3 separate regions of the Homo sapiens genome follow, and all the other regions are linked to region 1. Evidence: chromatin loops called from intact Hi-C (ENCODE). Cell type or tissue: CD4-positive, alpha-beta T cell. All regions are shown on one strand.

What was found. A loop is a pair of places that touch in the nucleus more often than their neighbours do. Peaks named below come from ENCODE experiments on the same cell type or tissue, not always from the same donor. Only the 100,000 strongest peaks of a DNase experiment are listed, where the experiment ranks them.
Region 2: it touches region 1 in a loop (6-fold over the local background); 2 of 110 quality-filtered maps call a loop at or near these places.
Region 3: a loop joins it to region 1, with 2.3 times the contacts of the local background. A loop is called at or near these places in 6 of 110 quality-filtered maps.

The regions. Positions count from the first base shown.
Region 1 is chr19:18,827,808-18,835,807 of GRCh38, forward strand. It overlaps UPF1 (UPF1 RNA helicase and ATPase), which reads left to right and starts at 4,152. Exons shown (of 24, transcript NM_002911.4): 1 at 4,152-4,633. The coding sequence starts at 4,403. RefSeq lists silencers at 3,956-4,215, 4,336-4,435, 4,586-4,675, 4,686-4,765 and an enhancer at 6,347-6,899. In CD4-positive, alpha-beta T cell, no CTCF peak of the experiment used is centred here; DNase peaks (open chromatin) are centred at 4,064 and 5,024; H3K4me3 peaks cover 3,008 bases; H3K27ac peaks cover 783 bases.
Region 2 is chr19:18,199,435-18,207,434 of GRCh38, forward strand. It overlaps RAB3A (RAB3A, member RAS oncogene family), which reads right to left and starts at 4,608. Exons shown (of 5, transcript NM_002866.5): 1 at 4,462-4,608; 2 at 3,079-3,306; 3 at 893-1,011. The coding sequence starts at 3,306. It overlaps LOC102725254 (a long non-coding RNA gene), which reads left to right and starts at 5,296. Exons shown (of 2, transcript NR_134910.1): 1 at 5,296-5,465; 2 at 6,022-6,129. RefSeq lists enhancers at 3,850-4,632, 4,665-4,959, 5,145-5,244 and silencers at 4,625-5,014, 5,900-5,959. In CD4-positive, alpha-beta T cell, CTCF peaks have their summits at 3,503 (motif pointing right) and 3,703; DNase peaks (open chromatin) are centred at 4,197, 4,747, 5,327, 5,817 and 1 weaker place; H3K4me3 peaks cover 2,529 bases; H3K27ac peaks cover 826 bases.
Region 3 is chr19:18,697,507-18,705,506 of GRCh38, forward strand. The region is part of intron 1 of CRTC1 (CREB regulated transcription coactivator 1); the gene reads left to right. Among named protein-coding and RNA genes, the nearest start is that of CRTC1, 18 kb to the left of the region's middle. RefSeq lists enhancers at 2,561-3,407, 3,751-3,800. In CD4-positive, alpha-beta T cell, no CTCF peak of the experiment used is centred here; DNase peaks (open chromatin) are centred at 3,165 and 3,665; H3K4me3 peaks cover 2,321 bases; H3K27ac peaks cover 3,223 bases.

The DNA of each region.
Region 1 (8,000 bases):
TCCCAATGTCACTTTGCAATTGTGAGTGTATACAGGAAATAAGAAGAGATCTTTAGAAATGGAGTAGGTGGGTCAAAGTGGGAGAGGGGCAATTAAAACTCTGAAAGGTGGGCTGGGTGTGGTGGCTCACGCCTGTAATCCCAGCACTTTGGGAGGCTGAGGAGGGAGGATCGCTTGAGCTTAGGAGACTGAGACCAGCCTGAGCAACATAGTAAGACACTGTCTCTACAAATAAACAATTTAAAAGATAGCTGTGTGTGGTGGTGTGTGCCTGTAGTCCCTGCTACTCATGAGGCTGAGGTGGGAGGATCCCTTGAGCCCAGAAGGTTGAGACTGCAGTGAGCTGGGTCACACCACTGCACCCCAGTCTGGGTGACAGAGCAAGACCTTGTCTAAAAATAAATTTTAAAAACTCTGATAGGTGTTACTAAATTGATCTGAAATTTGTCTACAAATTCCACTGGATGTGTTCCAAAGAGAGCTTTGCATGATATTAAAATTATCTGTTGGTCTGTCAGTATTCCCCCTTAAACTGTGCCTTCTTGGAGAGGGAGACCTACTTTTATTCATTGTTTATATTCCTACAGTTTAGTGCATGCTAGGAGCCCCCCTGAAATGTTATTTTTATTTTCTGTAGAGATGGGGGTTTTGCTGTTTCCTAGGCTGGTCTTGTACTCCTGACCTCAAGTAATCGTCCCACCTCAATCTTCCAAAGAGCTGTGATTATAGGTATGAGCCACTATGTCTTGTCCCTGAAAAAGAGTGAAGAAGGCTGTGGCTCACACCTGTAATCCTAGCACTTTGGGAGGCAGAGGCAGGTGGATCACCCGAGGTCAGGAGTTCGAGACCAGCCTGGCCAACATGGTGAAACCCCATTTCTCCTAAAAATACAAAAAAATTAGCCGGGCATGGTGGCAGGTGCCTGTAATCCCAGCTACTTGGGAGGCTGAGACAGGAAAATTGCTTGAACCCAGGAGGTGGAGGTTGCAGTGAGCCAAGATTGTGCCATTGTACTCCAGCCTGGGCGACTGAGTGTAACTCCGTCTCAGGGAAAAAAAAAAAAATGTGAAGAAGGAGAACAGAACCTCTGTCCCTGTGATGATAAACAGGCAAATTGGAAATAAGGAACCACGGCAAACTGGGAACTTTTAGTTCAGCTGTGCAAGCTAGGAGCTCTTTCAGCTGACTTATTTAAAGAGCAGCAGAATCTTGGGACAGAAAGGGAAATGAGGGTGTTTTCCAAGATACTTTACCAGAGAGGAAGCGAACGCCTGGGGTTAGGAAATTAAGGCCCATAAACCAGTAGCTTACCTTGGATTTAAAGTGTCAGAAAACTTTTTATTGAGCACCTACTGTATGAGGCATCATTCTCTCCGTGGGGAAGATCATAATGAACAAGGCCAACACCCTGTCCTTATGGAACTATGCATTAAGAGAGTGACTGGTAGCTCATTTATTCCTCTCATATATATATATATATATATATACACACAGAGAGAGAGAGATAGAGTGTATATATATATACACACACACACTCCCTATCTATATATAATAGAGTGACTAGTAGCTCATTTATTCTTATATATACAGTGTGTATATATATGTATATACACGCACTGTCTATCTCTGTCTCTATATATAATAGAGTGACTAGTAGCTCACTTATTCTTATATATACAGTGTGTATATATATGTATATACGCGCACTCTCTCTATATATATAATAAAGTGACTAGTAGCTCATTTATTCCTCTCATATATACAGTGAGATATATAATATACATCATATATATATATACATATATATATATGTATATATATATATATATATATATATATATATATATATATATATACACTTTTTTTTTGAGACGGAGTCTCGCTCTGTCACCCAGGCTGGAGTGCAGTGGTGCAATGTTGGCTCACTGCAGCCTCCGCCTCCTGGGTTCAAGCAGTTCTCCTGCCTCAGCCTCCCAAGTAGCTAGGATTACAGGCACGCACCATACCCGGCTAATTTTTGTATTTTTAGTAGAGACGGGGTTTCACCACGTTGGCCAGGCTGGTCTCGAACTCCTGACCTTGGGTGATCCACCTGCCTCTGCCTCCCAAAGTGCTGGGATTACAGGTGTGAGCCACAGCCTTCTTCACTCTTTTTCAGGGACAAGACATAGTGGCTCATACCTATAATCACAGCTCTTTGGAAGATTGAGGTGGGACGATTACTTGAGGTCAGGAGTACAAGACCAGCCTAGGAAACAGCAAAACCCCCATCTCTACAAAAAATAAAAAATAAAAATAACATTTCGGGGGGGGCTCCTAGCATGCACTAAACTGTAGGAATATAAACAATGAATAAAAGTAGGTCTCCCTCTCCAAGAAGGCACAGTTTAAGGGGGAATACTGACAGACCAACAGATAATTTTAATATCATGCAAAGCTCTCTTTGGAACACATCCAGTGGAATTTGTAGACAAATTTCAGATCAATTTAGTAACACCTATCAGAGTTTTTAAAATTTATTTTTATACAAGGTCTTGCTCTTTTGGCCTCCGAAAGTGCTGGGATTACAGGCGTGACACACCGCACCGGGCTCCATATATATCAGCAGCAACCATATATCACATGAGAGTATGAGAGGAATAAATGAGCTACTAGTCACTCTATTTATATTAACATAAATAAATATATATTAATATACACACACACACATAGGATCTCTGTCACCCAGGCTGGAGTGCAGTGGCACAATCATAGCTCACCGCAGCCTCAAACTCCTGAGCTCAAGTGATTCTCTTGCCTCTACCTCCTAAAGTGCTGGGATTTCAGGAAAGAGCCACCTTGCCCAGGCTTCCTATGCCACCTTAATGGCAACAGAAACCCTAGGCTCAGAGAGGTTAAGTCACTTGTATAATTTCACACAGCTGGTAAGTGGTCAGGTCTAGAGTCCACCACAGACCATGTGCTTCCAGTTGTTTTGCTGTATACGTCCACTAAATAATAATCATAGCAAAAATAGTAATGGTATAATAACAGTGGCAGAGGCATCAGGAACAGCAGCAACCATCATTTCCAAGTGCCAGGCCCAGTACGTAAGACTATCCCCATTCATTTATTTTTACTTATTTTTGAGACAGGGTCTCGCTCTGTCACCCAGGCTGGAGTGCAGTGGTGCAATCTCGGCTTACTGCAGCCTCAACTTCCCAGGGTCAAGCGATCCTCCCACCTCAGCCTCCCTAGTAGCTGGGACTACAGGTGCGAACCACCACGCTTAGCTAATTTTTTTTTTTTTTTTTGAGACAGAGTCTCACTCTGTTGCCCAGGCTGGTGTGCAGTGGCACAATCTTGGCTCACTGCAACCTCCGCCTCCTGGGTTCAAGCGATTCTCCTGCCTCAGCCTCCTGAGTAGCTGGGACTACAGGCTCGTGCCACCACGCCTGGCTAATTTTTTGTATTTTTAGTGGAGACGGGGTTTCACCATGTTAGCCAGGATGGTCTCGATCTCCTGACGTCATGATCCACCCGCCTCGGCCTCCCAAAGTGCTGGGATTACAGGCGTGAGCCACCGCGCTCGGCCTAATTTTTATATTTTTTGTAGAGATGGAGTCTCACTCTGTCTCCCAGGCTGGTCTCGAACTCCTGAGTTCAAGCAGTTCTCCCGCCTCAGCCTCTGAGTGTTGGGATTACAGGTGTGACCACCGCGCCGAGCCCCACTCCCTTTTTAAACCAATGCACAGGGAGCATCTACTATGTGCGAGGCACCCTCCATTTTACAGATGGGGAAACTGAGTTCCAAGCAGCTTTTGCCAGGAGTGGGAGCGCACCGTCCCTGCCCAGTCTCTCCAGTTGGGCGTTCCGAGACCACCTATGTAGGGTATTCGGCTAGCGCTCAATTAAACCGAAACACCGTCGCAGCGACCACAGGTGCAGACCACCAAGTCCACACCGCCAGCCGCCCGGGCGTCCCCAATTAGCAGTTGGGGCGGGACCAAGTCCTCGAGCTGCCGCCGCAGCGGCGGTTGAAAGCCCCACCCCCTGCGCGTGCGCGGTGCGCGTCCCGTCTTCCTGCTGGGCACCAGGCGCCCGCGAAGAGCGCGCGCGCTTCCGCCGGCGTCGGGCTCGCGCACGCGCACGGCGACGGCGGCGGTGGCGGCAGTTCCTGCTCTAGGCTGCGAGCGGCTGGCGGCTTCGAGGGGAGCTGAGGCGCGGAGGGGCTCGGCGGCAGCGGCGGCGGCTCGGCACTGTTACCTCTCGGTCCGGCTGGCGCCGGGGCGCGCGGTTTGGTCCTTTCCGGGCGCGCGGGGGCGACAGCGGCAGCGACCCGAGGCCTGCGGCCTAGGCCTCAGCGCGGCGGCGGGCTCGAGTGCAGCGCGGAACCGGCCCGAGGGCCCTACCCGGAGGCACCATGAGCGTGGAGGCGTACGGGCCCAGCTCGCAGACTCTCACTTTCCTGGACACGGAGGAGGCCGAGCTGCTTGGCGCCGACACACAGGGCTCCGAGTTCGAGTTCACCGACTTTACTCTTCCTAGCCAGACGCAGACGCCCCCCGGCGGCCCCGGCGGCCCGGGCGGTGGCGGCGCGGGAGGCCCGGGCGGCGCGGGCGCGGGCGCTGCGGCGGGACAGCTCGACGCGCAGGTGAGCGGCACATGGCGGTGCCGGAAGCCCGGGCCCGGCCTCGGCGCCTGAGACCTGCCCCGAACTCGCCTCGGGCCCGGCCTGTGTTTGGCCGGAGTCCCCCATCGCGGCCGGGCCTGGGGCGATCTGCCCCGGGTCCCCTACTCTGGCTCGGCCTGAGCTTACCTGCCCCAGGTCCTGCAATCTGCCCGGGCCTGGCCTGATCTGCCCCGGGTCCCCCGCTCCGGCCGCGACCTGGCTGAGTTCCTTCGGCCCCCAACTCCTGGGCCGGGCAGACTTGCCTCGAGTCCTCCACTTCGTTCGGGACCGAGCTAACCTGACCCTGTTCCTTTACGCCAGCTGGGTTTGCTCCCCCTCCTGGGCCCGGGCTGACCTGCCTTGTGTCCCACAATCAGTCTGGCCTGGAGTAACCTGCCCCCTGACTTATCTGAGTTCTTCCATTCCATCCGGGCTAGGGTGACCTGCCCTGGTCCCTCTTTCGCAGGTCTCGGTATTCTGCCTCGAGTTCTCCTACGACCTGGGCCGGGTCTTGCTCAGGCCGGAGCTTGAGTGACTTCCCTCAGTCCCTTTCCGGGAGTATCCAGGGTGACCTGCCCTAATCCTGTCTCTGGCCTGGTCCGGGGGTCCTGCCCGGTCTCCCCATTGGTGGGTCTGGCCGCCTGTCCCACCTCCCATCTGTGGTCGCAGCCATCTGGGCACCCCACCTTTCACAGTCACGGAGCGTAGGTTCGACTTTCCCCATGCATAGGGGCGCTGGCCAGCGGAAGGTTGAGGCAGAGAAGAATTTTTGCCTCCCATGGAGGAGCACATATTGGCTGGCTATTAAGATCATTCAGGAAGCAGGTTGTATTTTGTTTTTTCTTGCATCGCCTGTTGCTGAAACCGACCTGTTACATAACTTCACAACTCTTGCCTTGGAAAAGTTGGGTTTGAGTTTTGTTCTTCCAATAAGACAGCAATAATGGCTTTACATAAACGAGTCTGCCACGTTGGAAACTTATTTTTAATGATGTGGATGTTTAGAGAAGGTTACTTAGGTATTTTAAATGGGGGCTTGGGTTGGGAGAAGTATCGGGCATGCATTTCCTGGTCCTGGGCGCTGCTTGCCTGGGGTGGGAGAGGGGCTGGGGGGGTGGCGCGTGTTGCACCGGGGTCCTGGGGAATGTCCTCATCACCCTCTGGATTTCAGGTTGCTTTCACCTTAGGCTTGCTTTGTGCCTGACCTCTCGCTCAGGTTTGTTTTCCTGAATGCTCCGACAGGAAGAAGCTCCGAGGCTTACCTTGGCACAGGTGTCCCTTGGCATATGCTGGTGTTTCAGAACTGGGGGAACCACTCCTTGCTCATCCAGAGTGAGCTCAGACCCTGTCCTTGCATGGGGGGCTTACGTGGTAGTCGATTGAGTCACTCTCGTGGGTAGACCACCCACTTGGGCTTTCTTTTAGCCCCTAATGGAAGCAAAAAACATTTGACTCATTCTAACCCCATATTCCTTAAAATAGAAGGTGGGGTGTGAGGAGAACAGGTGTGCACGTATGGGTGTTTTTTTCAGTTTTGTTTACATTTTGCGAAGGGAGGGAGGGAGAGAGGAGAGTTCTCCTGAAGAAGGGAGTCTGAGCTGCGGAGGCCCCACCTCCTTGTAGTTTTCATGCCCTGTAGACCTTTCTGCTTCCGCAGCTGTGAAATGGGGGTGGCAGTTAGATTTTTATTCCTTTTAAACATAAAGGAAACCTAGATCCATGTGTGAGTCGACTGTATACGCTGTCTGTAATCTGACGTCCAGCCTGTCGGGGAGACTCGGTAAAGATCTCTGTGGAGCAGTGAGCCATGAGCGTGACAGCGCGGATCGGGGGGTTGGCTGGGTGTGAAAGGTAATCATTTTCTTGTGAATCCTTTTAACTGTAGCGAGCATAAAACAGCAAACCTGGGGCAGCCTTTAGTTCTGCTTTTGTTTCTGGCATTCCGTTTGGGATTAATTGTGGGGCATGTCCTTCTCTTTCAGTTGAAACAATTGATTTTTTTTCCTGCACCTGAACACACTGGGCTGTACAAAAGGAGAGCATTAAAACGCTCCCCTGGAGGTAAACATTGCAGTTGAGCTCACTAGAATTCTGACGACATCAGAGGGTTTGTCCTGTGCTACTTGTAATTGACCCAGATGCCCCACCCACCTGTTACCTGTAATTTGGATTTGTTTGTGGGGAATGGGAGTGGTACCCCTTTGCATCACAAGGGGAAGAACGGAATTTGGGGGCAAGGAAGTCTATGAATATCATTCAAGGGAAAGCGGAAGAAAGTTATCTCTTGTGTGAATTGAAGGCAGTGTCTGCTAAGATATTTGGGAAGACTTTCCCTGTTTGTCCTCAGGAGTTGGCCGTGTAACCAGCTGTTAAGTTGGGGGCTCCTGGAAACTCTCATTCTGCTTTTTTAATTTTTATTTTACTGGGGAAGTGGCTATCAGCTGTCAAGTGCCCTGCAGTCACTTTTGCTTAGCGGCTTTATTGAAATAGAATTCACTTGCCACAACATACAATTTACCCATATAAAGTGTACAGTTCGGCGGCTTTTATTTAGTATATTCAGAGTTGTGCAGCCATTACCACAGTAAACTTTAGAACATTTTTGTCACCCCAGAGATAAACCCTGCACCCCTTAGCCCATCCGTCCTACCTCCACAGCCCCTGGCAACCACTCACCTGCTTTCTGTCTCAAGATGTGCCTGTTCTGGGCATTTCACATCAACGGAATCATATCATATATGGTGTTTTGTGTCTGGCTCCTTTCACTCTGCGTGATGTGTGAGAAGTAGCTACAAGGTGAGCTTCGTAGCTGTTCCCTGGCCGAGCATTCAGGAAAATGAACCTGATCGAGGTTCATCCACGCTGTGGTATGTGTCATCATTTCATTCCTTTTTTTTTTTTGAGACAGAGTCTCGCTCTGTTGCCCAGGCTGGGGTGCAGTGGCGTGATCTTGGCTCACTGCAACCTGTGCCTCCCAGGTTCAAGCGATTCTCCTGCCTCAGCCTCCCCAGTAGCTGGGATTACAGGTGCACACCACCATGCCCCGGCTAATTTTTGTATTTTTAGTAGAGACGGGGTTTCACCATGTTGGCCAGATGGTCTTGATTTCCTGACCATGTGGTCCACTTGCCTCGGCCTCCCAAAGTGCTGGGATTACAAGCATGAGCCACCGCACCTGGCCAGCATTTCATTCCTTTTTAAGGCTGAGTAATATTCCATGGGTGGAATGGTCCAGATGGATGGACCATGTTTTGTTTATCTCGTCATCTGTTGATGGACATTTGGGTTGTTTCCACCTCTTGGCTTTTGTGAATAGCACTGCTGTGGCCATGAGTGTACAGGTTTCTGC
Region 2 (8,000 bases), 630 kb before region 1:
ATGAGCCACTGTGCCCAACCCAGAAATTTTTTTTTAAAGTTATTACTTCTGAGCAGAAAATTGAAATGTTTACAATCTCTAACCTATGCCAACTCTCCTTTTTTTTTTGAGACAGAGTTTTGCTCTTGTTGCCCAGGCTGGAGTGCAATGGCAATCTTGGCTCACTGCAACCTCCACCTCCCGGGTTCGAGCGATTCTCCTGCCTCAGGCTCCCAAGTAGCTGGGATTACAGGTGTGCGCCACCACGTCTGGCTAATTTTTGCATTCTTAGTAGAGATGGGGTTTCTCCATCTTGGTCAGGCTGGTCTCGAACTCCCGACCTCAGGTGATCCACCTGCCTCAGCCTCCCAAAGTGCTGGGATTATAGGTGTGAGCCACCGTGCCCGGCCATGCCAACTCTCCTTATAGTCTCTATATTCTCCACCCTACACTTGCAGATATTTGTTTCTATATGGTTATAGTTTTACTTTTCCATCTGAAATCCTTCTCTGACCCCTACGTTTTATTTATTATTTTTTGAAGAAAGTTTGGCTCAGAGACAATGGCCCCAGAATGAGTGTGGAAGGCCAGAAGCGATGGCTCACGCCTGTAATCCCAGCACTTTGGGAGGCCAAGGTGGGCAGATCACTTGAGCCAAGGAGTTCAAGACCAGCCTGGGCAACATGAGGAAACCCCATCTCAACTAAAAATACAAAAAAATTAGCCAGGTGTGGTGGTATATGCCTGTAGTCCCAGCTACTTGGGAGGCTGAGGCAGGAGGATCACTTGAGCCCAGGAGGTCGAGGCTGCAGTGAGCCCTGATCGTGCCACTGCACTCCAGCCTGGGTGACAGAATAAAACCCTCTCTCAAAGAAAAGAAAAGAAAAAAAAAGAGCAAGTGGGGTACACTCACCAGTCCTGCACTGCATTGAAGGATTCCTCGTTGGTGATGTCATACATGAGGATGAAGCCCATAGCGCCCCGGTAGTATGCGGTGGTGATGGTCCGGTACCGCTCTTGCCCTGCTGTGTCCTAGGGAGGAAGAGATGAAGGTCAGAGAGGACCTGCACATAAGGCCCTCGAAGAGGAAATGAGCTCTGATATCATCCAGTTCAGCCCCCTGGGAGAAGCAGGAGCTTGCCCAGGGGCACAAAGTGTCAGGAAGAGCAGGTTGGGTCACCAGTGCTCAGAATATATGAGTGCTCCATTATTCCACAGAGTCATTCACCAAACGTACTGTGCCAGGTGCTGTGGCTCACACCTGTAATCCCAGCACTATGGGAGGCTGAGGTGGGCAGGTGGCTTGAACCCAGGAGTTCCAGACCAGCCTGAGCAACATAGCAAGACCCCATCTCTACAAAAAGTACAAAAATTAACAGGGTGTGGTGGCTCACACCTGTAGTCCCAACTACTCAGGAGGCTCAGGTGAGAGGGTTGCTTGAGCCCAGGAGGCAGAGGTTGCAGTGAGGTGAGATCGCGCCACTGCAGTTCAGCCTGGGTGACAGAGTGAAACCCTGTCTCAAAAAACAAACAGGGGGTCGGGTGTGGTGGTGGCTCACGCCTGTAATCCCAGCACTTTGGGAGGCCAAGGCAGGTGGATCACCTGAGGTCAGGAGTTCGAGACCAGCCTGGCCAACATGGTGAAACTCTGTCTCTACTAAAAATACAAAAATTAGCTCGGCGTGGTGGCATGCACCTGTAATCCCAGCTACTCAGGAGGCTGAGGCAGGAGAATCGCTTGAACTCAGGAGACAGAGGTTGCAGTGAGCCGAGATCGCGCCATTGCACTCCACCCTGGGTGACAAGAGCGAGACTCCGTCTCAAAACAATAACAACAAAAAAAAAAAAAAAAAGAAAGAAAGAAAGAAAGAAAGAAAGAAAACAGAGGCCAGGCGTGGTGGCTCATGCTTGTAATCCCAGCACCTTGGGAGGCCAAGACAGGTGGATCACTTGTGGTCAGGAGTTCAAGACTAGCCTGGCCAACATGGCGAAACCCTATCTCTACTAAAAATACAAAAAAAAATTAGCTGGGCTTGGTGGTGAGCCCCTGTAATCCCAGCTACTCAGGAGGCTGAGGCAGGAGAATCGCTTGAACCCGGGAGGCAGAGGTTTCAGTGAGCCAAGATTGCACTACTGCACTCCAGCCTGGGTGACAGAGCAAAAACTCTGTCTCAAAAAACAAACAAACAAATAAACAAACATGGACTGGGCACTGATCTTTTCCACACCCTGAACTGGACACTGGGGACACAGTTGTTAACAAGATGGGCACTTCCCTTGCTAAGTGACACTCAGTGTGGGAAATAGAAAATAACGGTATAAATGTATCCTATATTGGAGAGTGACAAGGACCAAGGAGAAAAATCAAGCCAGATGAAGATGGAGAGAATTTAACTGTAGGTTTAAAAATTAAAGGAAGCTGACACTTGCCTGTACTCCCAGCTACTTGGGAAGCTGAGGCGGGAGGATTGCTTGAGCCCACGAGTTCAAATCCAGCCTGGGCAACAGAGTGAGACTCTGTCTCTTAAAACTAACAAGGCCAGGTGGGGTGGCTCATGCCTGTAATCTTAGCACTTTGAGAGGCTGAGGTGGGAGGATCGCTTGAGCCCAGGAGTTCAAGACCAGCCTGGGCAGACATAGCCCGACCCTGTCTCTACAAAAAAGAAAAAAATCAGCAGGCGTGGTGGTAGAAGCCCGTGGTCCTAGCTACTCAGGAGGCTCAGGTGGAAGAATGGTTTGAGCCTGGGAAGTCGAGGCTGCAGAGAGCCGTGATCACGTAACTGCATTCCAGCCTAGGGGACAGAGCAAGACCACCCTGTCTCAAAAAACAAACAAAAAAAGAGAATGGGGACCAAGATCCAGCTGAAACCTCATACATGGAAGAACTTGAAGATGGGGAAACTGAGGGACCAGGATTAGGTGCTTATGGGAGAACACAGGTGCTGTTTCTGCCCCGGTACACAGTGGGCACCTTACTGATAAATGCCCAGTGTGTAAGTGAATGACTCCAGTCAGGAAAGAGATAGACGAGGTTGGGGCTGCTTTTCCAAGTACGGGAATCCAACCGAGCCGGGCGGGAGCCCTCCAGCTGGGACCCACCCAGATCTGCAGCTTGATCCTCTTGTCGTTGCGATAGATGGTCTTGACCTTGAAGTCGATGCCCACGGTGCTGACGAAGGCAGGCGTGAACGAGTCGTCAGCATAGCGGAAGAGGAAGGACGTCTTGCCCACGCTGCTGTTGCCGATGATGAGAATCTTGAACATGTAGTCGAAGTTCTGATCCGAGGACTCCTTCTGCCCATAGCGCGAGTCTGTGGCGGATGCCATCTGGGGATACCGGGTGTAGCAGAGCCGTGAGGGGGGCTCTCTCCATCCTCATGTGCCCAAGCCCAGGCAGAAGATGGCAAGGGCTCCAGAAAACGGCCGGTGTATGGAGGACACCCTTATCCCATCAGGAGCCCCAGTATTAATTGGTGGTGCCCCCAGCAGAGGGCAGCCTGTGACCTTGAAATCCTGGGCGTTTCAGAGGAGGGGCTCAGAGGGTTGCCGATGGGGACACCCCAGCAGCCCCCTTCAAGGGGCAGGTGCCCCAGGTGGGGCTGTAACCCTAAACCCAGGGCTGAGCCCGGAGGGGGTGACTGCGGCTGGCTCCGCCCCCCATCAATCTTTCATGGTCCTCAGAACCCGGCCGCGCGGCCCCACGTGCACCGCGTGCATGGTCCCTCGAGGACGCGCATCTGCAGCCCCCGCTCCCCGCAAACCTCCAGGCCGGAGAGCTCCGGCCAAGGCCGCTGCATCACATGATACAGGAGGGGCATGCACACGCTCACGTGCACACAGCCTCAAACACGCTCATCCGTACATACAGGAGTGTGTGAACGCACTGAGGTGCACAGGACAAAGACACAGACACCTGTTTGCACACCGACTCGCCTATAGAAATGTGCAAACCACCCGTGCGCACAGGCCCCTCCACCCATGCAGGCGTGTGCACATCACCCACACGGACACGGATCCCCGTGCTTGTATGCACGGGCCATACCTGCACAGGCGGTCCACACGTCTTTCTCCACGCGCGTGCAACGCTCACACACTTAGGCCCAGACCCCCACGGCGTCACACGAGCATATCCAGGTACACAAGCAAGGGTGCACACAGACCCGCTGACACAGGCAGGCGCGCACACGCGTGTGCACACCACGCGCACGCGCACGCAAAAGCCTCCCGCGCGCACAGCTTCCCGCAAGGAGCTCGGCTCCCCTCCCCCTCCGCCGCAGAGCAGGGGGGTTGGGGGGGTTAGTGGTGAGGATCAGGCAGGAGTGGGGCGCCCGGGCCCTACCCATTCCCAGCCTCGCGACCGCCGCATCCTTCCCCCCATTCAACCCTAGTCAACCTCGTCCCCCACCTCCATCAGCCCATCAGTCAAATGAAGGTTATGCAGGTGCTCGGAGCCTGAGCACACCCGGCCGCCCAGGAGCTCACCTTGCCCTGCACCGATGCAACGGCGACCCTAGCGGCGGTGACTTTTTTGGCGGTGGCGGTGACAGGACCCCGGTGCGTTGATGTGGGGCTGCGCGGCGGCGGCGGCAGCAGCGGCTCAGGCCCCTGCAGTCCTCCGTGACGTCCTGCAAAGGGAGGGGCGGAGCCTCACATGTAGATAAGTCCGTGACGCCATCCGGAGGCGGAGCCGCGCGTAGAGATGTGGCCCATTGACGCACGCAGAGCCAGATGGGGCAGGGCTCCTGAGCAGATTGACGTGCAAATGGGGCGGGGCCTAGCGTGTGCATCCAGTAGGGGCGGGAGCGGCGCGGGGGCCGACTCCGCCTCTCGTCCGCCTCCTGTCCGCCTCGGGGAGGCGGGGCCCCTCAGCGTTCTCTCACTGGCTTAAGCTCTCGAGCGACGGGCGAAGTAGCCAATCAGAGATTGTCTACGCCCTCCTCTTGTCCAATGGTGGCATCTGGGAGATTGAAGGGCCGAGAGGCTGAGGCCTTGGCTGAGCCCCGGTCTTCGAGGGGCGGTTCCCTTACCCGCCCGCACCCACCCCAGGTAGGGGACTCTTGAGGCCACCGTCTAGTCCAAGGTGCTGTGACCCCTGTTAAATGCCCCTGACTCCCAATTGCAGAAAAGAAAAATCGAGGCCCAAGAGATGTTTTATACCCTCACATATATGGGGTTCAAAATAAATACCAAAGAATAAACAGGAGTCAAGAGGGACCCCTGTCCCATTCCCGAGGCGTAAGACCCCCCCACTGAGGGAGGGGCTAGTAAAGACTCCACCCCTCCCCCGTTTCTGAGGTTTGAAAAGAAAGAAGTAGAGGTCAAGAGAGCCTCCCCTCCCCACCATTCCCAGAAAAGGAGGAAGGGGCTGATGGACTCTCTGGGAACCCCCTCCCCTCCCTGCGCCCCGTCATCAAGAAGAAAATTCGAAGAAAAGGTTTAGCAGGGACAGAGAAGCGACCTGTCCCGGAAACCCCTTAAAGCCTGCGGTAAATGCCCCGGGAAACAGGGAGGGCACGAGCCGAAGCCTCCAGCTCTTCAAAGCTCGGATTCAAAGACCCGGGGGCTGGGAGACCCCCTCCCTCCATCCTGGGAAAGCAAAACTCAGAGGATGGAGCCTTTTGGGAGCTAAGATGGTCCATCTTTTATTCCTCCAAATCTTTAGGGAAGGAAGTCAGAATTTGGGGAGGGAGGAGGAGCCCGAAACCCCAGCCCCCACTTTGGGTCTCCTGCTCCCCCTACTCCAGCTTTCAAACCCTCCAGGGGTGTGTGGCCCCCAGGAGAGTCCTGATCCCCTAGATTCTCCCCCCACCCCTCCCAGTAGGCGGGGCTGGAGCGTGTGTGTGTGGCGGGGGGTGACTCGTCCTGTTTATAAAAAGCTCGCCAGCTGCGGAGGCGCCGAGAGACCAGAATAACTTAGCGCCTCGAGGCCCAGCCGCCGCCAACCCAGTCCCCAGCCCGCCCCCAGTGCCCTGGGAGTACTGGGACGCCCACCCCCACGTCCCCGCACCGTTTACATTTGGGAAATTTATTTTTTCTTTTTAGGGTAACATGTTTGCTCCCTCCTCCCCCACTCGGACTATAGAAGTATCACCAATCCACTGCAGAGAAATTGGGAAAATTCAGAAAAACAAAAAATAAAAAGAAATCCACCTCCCATTCTCCCTGCCCTCCGCGCCCACGCGGTAGTCCGTGCTCTGTGGGGGGCTCCAGGGCAGCTGGTCCAGGCCCTGGCCTGCCGCCTCCTTGGAGGGGAGGTTTTTCGGTTGCTCAGCTCCCTGATCGCCCAAAGGCACGCTTCCTACATGGGTGGCTCTCTCGGAAATACCTCCTGCCTTTTTTCCCCAGGAAGAGAAAAGTGAGCCACGAGAATGTGCGGAAGCTTCCGTCACTGACTTAGTATTTTAAAGTAAAAATAGCCGGGTGCGGAGGCTTACGCCTGTAATCCCACCACTTTGGGAGACCAAGGCGGGAGGATCGCTTGAGCCCAGGAATTGGAAACCAGCCTGAGTAACATAGGGAGGCCCCATCTCTACAAAAAATTTAAAAATTAGCTGGATGTGGTGTCGCGTGCTTGTGGACCCAAATACTCCCGAGGCTGAAGTAGGAGGATCACTTGAGCTCAGGAGGTCGAGGCTGTAGGAAACCGTATCGCGCCACTACACTCCAGCCTGGACGACAGAGTGAGACGCTGTCTCAAAAAATTAATTACTTAATTTAAATTTAAAAAGAATGCAAGCCCTTGATTGTCCAGAGCAGCATTGGGCTCTGGAATTAGAAATGGTTGAGCTGGGGGAGGGGCTGCGGGATTGGGGTATTTTCTTTGTGTCAGGGGAGACAGAGCTGGTGGGAGAACGGGCTAGGCTTCCAGGCCGGTCCCACTCAGAGGAAAGTCCAGAGGCTTCCCTGCATCCCTACCCTATCGTCTACACTAGACAAATAAAAATAAAAATGTGGCCAGGTGCGGTGGTTTATGCCTGTAATACCAGCACTTTGGGAGGCCGAGTCAGGAGGATCACTCCTTGACCTTGAGGTCAGGAGTTCGAGACCAGCCTGGCCAACATGGTGAAACCCCATCTCTGCTAAAAATACAAAAATTAGCCCGGTGTGGTGGTGCCTGTCCCAGGAGGCTGCTCAGGAGGCCCAGGCATGAGAATCGCATGAACCAGGGAGGCGGAGGTTGCAGTGAGCTGAGATCACCGGCACCACTGCACGCCAGCCTAGGTGCTAGAGGGAGACTCTGTCTCAAGAAAAAAAAAAAAAAGTATCCCAGATACGGGTCCAGGGACGACTTCTCGGGGAAGAAGACACTAACTTAAAACCCAGTGTGGGGGCCAGGTGTGGTGGCTCATGCCTGTAATCCCAGCACTTTGGGAGGCCGAGGTGGGTGGATCACCTGAGGTCAGAAGTTCAAGACCAGCGTGGTCAACATGGTGAAACCCCATTTCTACTAAATATTAGCCGGGCATGGTGGCGGTCGCCTGTAATCCCTGCTACTTGGGAGGCTGAGGCAGGAGAATCGCTTGAACCCGGGAGGCAGAGGTTGCAGTGAGCCAAGATCACGCCATTGTCCTCCAGCCTGGGCAACAAGAGCGAAACTTTGTCTAAAACAAAAATAAAAACAAAAATCTAATGGGTGAGGCTGGGGGCTGAGAGAGAAGCATTCCAGGTAGTGGGAACAGCTTGTTTGAAGGCCCTGTGGTGGGACCAGGCTTGCAGTGTGGCCAGAGCAGATGCAGTCAGTAAGAGGAGAGGGACAAATGCCTTTGGCTCAAACTGAAGGAGAACATATGAATATTCATTTATAAGAAATATGAATATTCTAGGGCTGGGTGCAGTGGCTCATGCCTGTAATCCCAGCACTTTGGGAGGCCGAGGCAGGCGGATCATGAGGTCAGGAGTTCAAGACCAGCCTGGCCAACATGGTGAAAACCCAGTCTCTACTAAAAATACAAAAATTAGCTGGGCATGGTGGTGGGCACCTGTAATCCCAGCTACTCAGGAGACTGAGGCAGGAGAATCGT
Region 3 (8,000 bases), 130 kb before region 1:
ACCATGTTGGCCAGGCTGGTCTCCAACTTCTGACCTCAAGTAATTCTCCCTCCTTGGCCTCCCAAAATGCTGGGATTACAGGCATGAGCCAATGCTCTTGGCCCAACCTGGGAGGCCCTGCTGTCTTTGGTGCATGGTGCAGTAGGGGTCACAGTGGTCTCTGCCTCATTGGATCATGGTGAGACGTGAATGTGAAGGCATCTGGTGTATCTGGAATGGGGCCTGGCATAGATACTCACTGTGTGCTCACTGCTGCCAAGATGCTGGAGGTGTGGCTACTGTGGACACATGGTGTACCCAGTTGGCACTGGGCAGGCATTTGGCAGGCATCCAACAGGTGCTTGATGGGGACACAGCAGGCCTGCAAGAGGCACTTCGTGCCCACACAAGGAAATATTTAGCAGATGTTCAGTAGGTGCCCAGTAGATGCTCAGCAGGCACACAGTGTGTACTCAGCTGGTGTTCAACAGGCTAATGGTATGTACTCAGCTGGTGCTCAGCAGGCTTACAGTGTGTGTTCTGCAGGTGCTCAGCAGGTGCACGGTGTGTTCTGCAGTGTGTACTCAGCAGGTGCTCGGCAGGCACACGGTAGGTGCTCTGCAGGTGCACAGTTTGTGTTCTGCAGGCGCTCAGCTGGCGCAGCATGTACTCAGCAGGCGCTCAGCAGGCACTCAGCAGGCACACAGTGTATACTCAGCAAGTGCTTAGTAGGTGCACAGTGTGTACTCAGCAGGCACTCAGCAGGCACAGTGTGTACTCAGCAAGTGCTTAGTAGGTGCACAGTGTGTACTCAGCAGGCGCTCAGCAGGCACAGTGTGTACTCAGCAAGTGCTTAGCAGGTGCACAGTGTGTACTCAGCAGGTGCTTAGCAGGCACACAGTTTGTACTCAGCAGGCGCTCAGCAGGCACACACAACAGTGTGTACTCAGCAAGTGCTTAGCAGGTGCACAGTGTGTACTCAGCAGGCACTCAGCAGGCACAGTGTGTACTCAGCAGGCGCTCAGCAGGCGCTCAGCAGGCACAGTGTGTACTCAGCAGGCACTCAGCAGGTGCACAGTGTGTACTCAGCAGGCGCACAGTGTATACTCACCGGGCGCTCAGCAGGCGCAGTGTGTGCTCAGCAGGTGCTCAGCAGATGCGCAGTGTGTACTCATCAGGTTCTCAGCACATGCACAGTGTGTACTAAGCAGGTGCTCAGCAAGTGCAGTGTGTACTTAGCAGGCACTTAGCAGGCGCACAGTGTGTATTCCACAGGTGCACAATGTGTATACAGGTGCTCAGCAGGCGTACAGTGTTCAGCAGGCACACGGTGTGTATTCAGCAGGTGCACAGTGTGTATTTGGTTGCTGAGCAAGTGCACACTGTGTACTCAGTAGGCGCAGTGTGTGCTCTGCGGGCACTCAGCAGGTGCACAGTGTGTATTTAGCAGGCGCTCAGCAGGTGCATAATGTGTATTTAGCAGGTACTCAGCAGGCGTACCGTGTGTGCTCTGCAGGCGCTTAGCAGGTGCACAGTGTGTATTTAGCAGGCACTCAGCTGACACACAGTGTGTATTTAGCAGGCGCTCAGCAGGCACAGTGTGAACTCAGCAGGTGCTCAGCAGGCATCAGCAGGCTCTGGAATCTGACCTCCCTGTGGGCAGGCCTGTCTCCAGTTCATTCTGGAATCTCATAGAAGCAGGTGCTCTCTAAGAGGGCCAGTACCATGTCACATGGTCCAATGTCCCCACTTCAGTCCTGGGAGGGGTGTGCGGGGTCTTCTCAATACCTCCATCTGGGAACATGTACCGGCTGTTGAGGGGCCCTGAAGTGAGAAGAGTAGTTTGTGGTCTTCCTGGAGCTCACATTTTTCTAAGCAAATCCTGAGCCTGTATACTTGTACGGAACACAGTGTGTTCCAGGGTCAAATCCTCGGGGTAGGATGGCCCTGGGGCTGCATGATGGTGCCCACCCAGCCCTCTGAGTGCCTGAACAAGAAGCACTGGGGTGGCCCGGTGAGTTCTCCCTGCAGCAGTGAGGGTTTGGATAGGAAAGTCCATTCCTCGAGTCAGTTGGTATTTCCTGAGCATCTCCTGTGAGCTGGCCCCGGAGACACCTTGGAGAGCAGGTCAGCTGGAGACCCTGCCCTAGGGAGTGACAGGAAGCCACACCTGTGCCAGCTGGCCCTGCCCCTGAGGTTGCGGCTCTGAGCCAAAGCGAAGAGCCTGGCCTCGCCTGGCTCTGGGGGTGATGCCTCGTGGGCCAGGGTGAGGGGTTGAGATCTGGTCCTGGGATGGGGAGGGTTTTGAGCAGGGCAGTGATGTGGGATTTATGCTTTGCAAGGATCCCATTGGCTGCCATGTGGGGACAGGCCTGGGAGGAACGAGTAGGGAGCAGCAGGAGGCCTAGGAGGGGCCAGGGCAGGTGTCCCCCGGAGATAGTGGGTGCTGGGGCTCTGTGATGACCTGGGGCTTGGCAAAGGCGGGCTTGTGACAGACTGAGCCTCATCTCGGCAGCTCTCACACCCATGGATCCTGAGCCTGATTCCCCAGGAGGGTTGGCGACGGGAGGGTTATGTTAAGTGGCTGCGTCTTCCATCTCAGGGAGCCCCACACTGGGGAACGTCACCACTATAGCGGCTGAGAGGCTTTGGGTCCTCATTTACTACATAAAATTCCCCCTTCTCTGTACTTGGGTCCTGACGCCTCCGCTGGTCCCAGGAGTTTCACTCCGTGGGGTGGGGTTGAAGGGTGCGGTGAGGCCCAGAGGGGCTGAGTCTGCTTGGAAGGGTGGGCCTTCTCCCACTGCGGGTGCTAATACCCTGTGCCCATATCCTAGCCACCCTGTCCCTTATCCACATACCCCACTCTGGTATTTCAACAGCCCAGAGACCACCACGGTGCTTGGGGGCTCTCGGCAAGGGGGCGAAGCCTCCCTGAGAACTTCTGCAGGCCGCCCTTCTCTTCCCTTTCCTGCCGGGGCTCTTGCTGCAGAGAAGCTCTCTGCCACACTTTTTTTTTTTTAAATAAAAAAAATGAAAATAAAGAAATCATTTATGTTTCAAAACTTTGATTAAAATTGAAAACAGAAACACCACAGCACTTCCCGTTTCCTCTGCATCTGGCACCACTCACCTGGGTGCAGAGGGTGGGTGGGTGCATGCCAGCTGGTCATTCGCCCGGAAATCTCTGGGAGGAAGTATCAGCACAGCCTAGCAGGGCGCCTGGGACTGGCTCTGTGGGCTGGCCGTCCCTCTGGCTGGGGACACGGGGAGGCCGAGCGTGTCCGCAAAGACACGCGAGCTGTCCACCTTTCTGGGCTGCAGGGGTCTGCAGAACCTCGGAACCTCGGAGGGGCTCTCTGTCTGCTTCAGCGTCTCTTTCTCAAGTGACTGAAAGCAGAGGCTCCCTGCTGCGTTACACCATTGAGTCCTTTCGCATCTGTGCGCATCCCGCTTCCATCGCTGCGGGGATCCCTTCGGTCCTCCCAGGCAGGCGAGATTGGTGGCTGTAATTAGGACAGGAGTGGCTCATTATATCATCACAGAATAAATGCACAGACCCTGGGGATGATTTATGGTCCCAACAGCCTATCTTTGCGCCCAGGCGGCCTCGGCCTCTGTTCGGCAAGGAGCCCGCTAATCCCTTCACTGCCGGCTCAGCCGGGGCAGAAGGAGGAGCCTGAAGGTCCACCATGGGGTGGAGGCTGCCTGCTCGCGGGCCCGCCCCCAGAGCCCGGGGCTCATCACGCTGCTCTATGCGCCTCTGTTGGCTCCTGCCAAACAGTCCCTCCCTTCTGTGCCTCAGTTTCCTGGCTGTAAAAAGGGGGTGCTCACAGAGCCCCCTTGAGGAGTCGTCACATGGATTAGATGATGCATCCACGCAAAGTGTCTGGCCCCGTGCCCGGCCCGTGGTGGGTGCACACCTTGAAAGATGCCTGCTTGGCCGAGGCCAGCTGTTGAGCTGCTACTTGGGGCAACAGTGAGAGCAGGATCGCACCTTGTTCACCTCTGTGCCTTGGCCCAGAATATGACAGCTGCCACTGTGTGGCTTATGGGTCATCTGTTTAGTTTCACCTGAGGGAGTATTCATTGCTGTTAACTGTTTCTTATGAGATAGGATTTTTGTTTTTTGTTTTTTGAGACAGAATCTCACTCTGTCACCCAGGCTGGAGTGCAATGGCGCCATCTCAGCTCACTGCAACGTCCACCTCCTGGGTTCAAGCGATTCTCCTACCTCAGCCTCCTGAGTAGCTGGGATTACAGGCGTGTGTCACCAGGCCCAGCTAATGTTTTTTATTTTTTTTGTATTTTTAGTAGAGACGGGGTTTCACCATGTTGGTCGGGCAGGTCTCCAACTCCTGATCTCAAATGATCCGCCCACCTTGGCCTCCCAAAGTGCTGGGATTATAGGCATGAGCCACCGCGCCCACCGTTTTGTTTTTTTTTTTTTTTTTTGAGACGGAGTTTCACTCTTGTTGCCCAGGCTGGAATACAGTGGTGCAATCTCGGCTCACCGCAACCTCCTCCTCCCGGGTTCAAGCAATTCTCCTGTCTCAGCCTCCCGAGTAGCTGGGATTATAGGCGTGTACCACCACACCCGGCTAATTTTGTATTGTTAATAGAGATGGGGTTTCTCCATGTTGGTCAGGCTGGTCTTGAACTCCCGACCTCAGGTGATTTGCCCGCCTCAGCCTCCCAAAGTGCTGGCATTACAGGCGTGAGCCACTGTGCCCAGCATTTTTTTTTTTTTTTGAGACAAGGTCTGGCTCTGTTGCCCAGGCTGGACTGCAGTGGTGTGATCTTGGCTCACTGTAGCCTCAATTTCCTGGGCTCAGGCAGTCCTCCTGCCTCAGCCGCCTGAGTAGCTGAGACCATAGGTGTGTACCACCACAGCTGGCTAATTTTTAGTATATATTTTTTGTAGAGACAGGAGTCTCCCTGTGTTGCCTACGCTGGTCTCAAACTCCTGGGCTCAAGTGATCCTCCTCCTGCCTGGGCCTCCCAAAGTGCTGGCTTGAGCCCCATACCTGGCTTCTTAGGGGATAGTCTTTTTTTTTTTTTTTTTGAGATGGATTTTCGCTCTTGTTGCTCAGGCTGGAGTGCAATGGCACAATCTTGCCTCACCGCAACCTCCACCTCCCGGGTTCAAGCGATTCTCCTGCCCTCAGCCTCCCGAGTAGCTGGGATTTCAGGTATGCGCCACCACACCCGGCTAATTTTGTATTTTTAGTAGAGGCAGGGTTTCTCCATGTTGGTCAGGCTGGTCTCGAATTCCCAACCTCAGGTGATCCACCTGCCTCGGCCCCCCAAAGTGCTGGGATTACACAGGAGATAGTCTCTTAGACTTTGTGAAAAGTTTTGGAGATAGTGCAGGGAATACCCATAACCCCCCACCTGTTTCCCACATTGTGAACATCACACGTGACCTGGTTGCGACGGCCGGGCTGGGACCTCCAGTTGTCACAGTTCTTTTTTTTTTGAGATGGAGTCTCGCTCTCGCTCTGTTGCCTCAATTTCCTGGGCTCAGGCAGTCCTCCTGCCTCAGCCTCCTGAATAGCTGAGACTCGGCTCACTGTAAGCTCCACCTCCTGGGTTCACGCCATTCTCCTGCCTCAGCCTCCCGAGTAGCTGGGACTACAGGCGCCTGCCACCACGCCCGGCTAATTTTTTTGTGTGTATTTTTAGTAGAGATGGGGTTTCACCTTGTTAGCCAGGACGGTCTCGGTCAGGATAGAGACGGGGTTTCACTGTGTTAGCCAGGATGGTCTCAATCTCCTGACCTCGTGATCTGCCCACCTTGGCCTCCCAAAGTGCTGGGATTACAGGCGTGAGCCACCGCTCCTGGCCCAGTTGTCACAATTCTATTAACTAGACTCCAGACTGTGTTTGGATTTCCCCGGATTGCTCCTTTAAGCACCTTCTCTGGACAGGGTTGTGTGTTGCATTTATTTACTTACGTATTTATTTATGCATTTATTTATTTATTTATTTATGATAGAGTCTTGTTCTGTCGCCTAGGCTGGAGTGCAGTGGCACGATCTCAGCTCACTGCAAGCAACCTCCACCTCCCAGGTTCAAGCGATTCTGGTGTCTTAGCCTCCCAAGTAGCTGAGATTATAGGCATGCACCACCATGCCCGGCTAATTTTTGCGTTTTTAGTAGAGATGGTGTTTCGCTGTGTTGACCAGGCTGGTCTTGAACTGCTGACCTCAGATGATTCGCTTGCCTTGGCCTCCCAAAGTGCTAGGATTATAGGTTTGAGCCACCGTGCCTGGCTAATTTTTGCATTTTTAGTAGAGATGGGGTTTCACTATGTTGGCCAGGCTGGTCTCGAACTCCTGACCCCAAGTTATCTGCCTGCCTTGGCCTCCCAAAATGCTGGGATTGCAGGCGAGAGCCACTGCGCCTGGCAACGTGTTGCATTTAGTCAAAGCATCTCCTTTGATTCCTCCAATCTGTGATGGTTCCTCAATGTCTCCTCATCATCCGTGACCTTCACTCTCTTGAGGAGAGCTGGTCAGGTGTTTTGTGGAATGTCCTTATTGTGGTCTTGTGGAGGTTTTCTGGCAATTGGACTGAGGTTGTGGGATTTTGGTGGGGATCCCACAGAAGTGAAGTGCTCGTTTTCTTTTTATATTTTTTCTTTTTTTATATTTAAAATAGGGATCTGCCTGTGTTGCCCAGGTTGGAGTGCAGTGCTCACTGCAGCCAGGAATTCCTGGGCTCAAGCAATCTTTCCACCTCAGCCTTTCAAGTAGCTGGGACTACACCATCATGCCTGGCTTTGTTTTAAAATTCTTTTGTAGAGACGGGGGTCTTGCCATGTTGCCCAGGCTCAAGTGATCCACCCTCCTTGGTCTCCCAAAGTGCTAGGATTACAGGCGTGAGTCACCATGCCCAGCCTTTTTCTTTTTTTTAAAGTTAGTAAAATACACATAACATGTGGCCAGATGCGGTAGCTCTTGTCTGTAAGCCCAGCACTTTGGGAGACTGAAGCAGGTGGATCACCTGAGGTGAGGAGTTCGAGACCAGTCTAGTCAACATGTTGAAACCCCGTCTCTATTAAAAATACAAAAATTAGCTGGGTGTGGTGGCAGGCGCCTGTAATCCCAGCTACTCGGGATGCTGAGGCAGGAGAATCGCTTGAACCCTGGAGGCAGAGGTTGCAGTGAGCCATGATCGCACCACTGCACTGCAGCCTGGGCAACAGAACAAGACCCTGTCTCAAAAACAAACCAAAAACAAAACAAATACACATAACGTGTAAGTTACTGTCTTAACCTTAAGTGTGCAGTTCAGTGGCATTTAGTAAGTATCCTCACATTGTTTTGCAATCATCACCACCATCTGTGTTCAGAGCTTTTGCATCTTCCCGCACAGAAACTCTGTCCCCATTAAACACTCACCCACCCACCCCCTACCCCCCAATCCCCAACCCCCACCCTCCTACTACCCTCCATTCCCTCCCAGCCCCTGGCAACCACCATCCTATTTTCCACCTCTATGAGTTTGACGACTCCAGGGACCTCATGTAAGGAGAATCATCCAGGATTTATCATTTTGTGTCTGGCTTATTTCACTGAGCATAATGTCCTCAAGGTTCGTCCACGTTGTAACGTGTCAGAACGTCCTTCCCCTCTAAGGCTGTTATTCCACTGTATGGATGGGACACATTTTGTTTATCCGTTCATCTGTTGATGGACATTTGGCTGGTTTCACCATTTGGCTATTGTGCGTAGTGCTGCTGTGAACATTGGTGTACATCTCTTTGAGTCCCTACTCATAATTTTTTTGGGTATATTCCCAGACATGGGATTGCTGGATCATGTGTAATTGTATGTTTAATTTTTTTTGAGACAGAGTTTTGCTCTACCACCCATGCTGGAGTGCAGTGGCGTGATCTCGGCTCACCACATCCTCTGCCTCCTGGGTTCAAGCGGTTCTGCCTCAGCCTCCCGAGTAGCTGGAATTACAGGCGCATGCCACCACACCTGGCTAATCTTTGTGTTTTTAATGGAGAT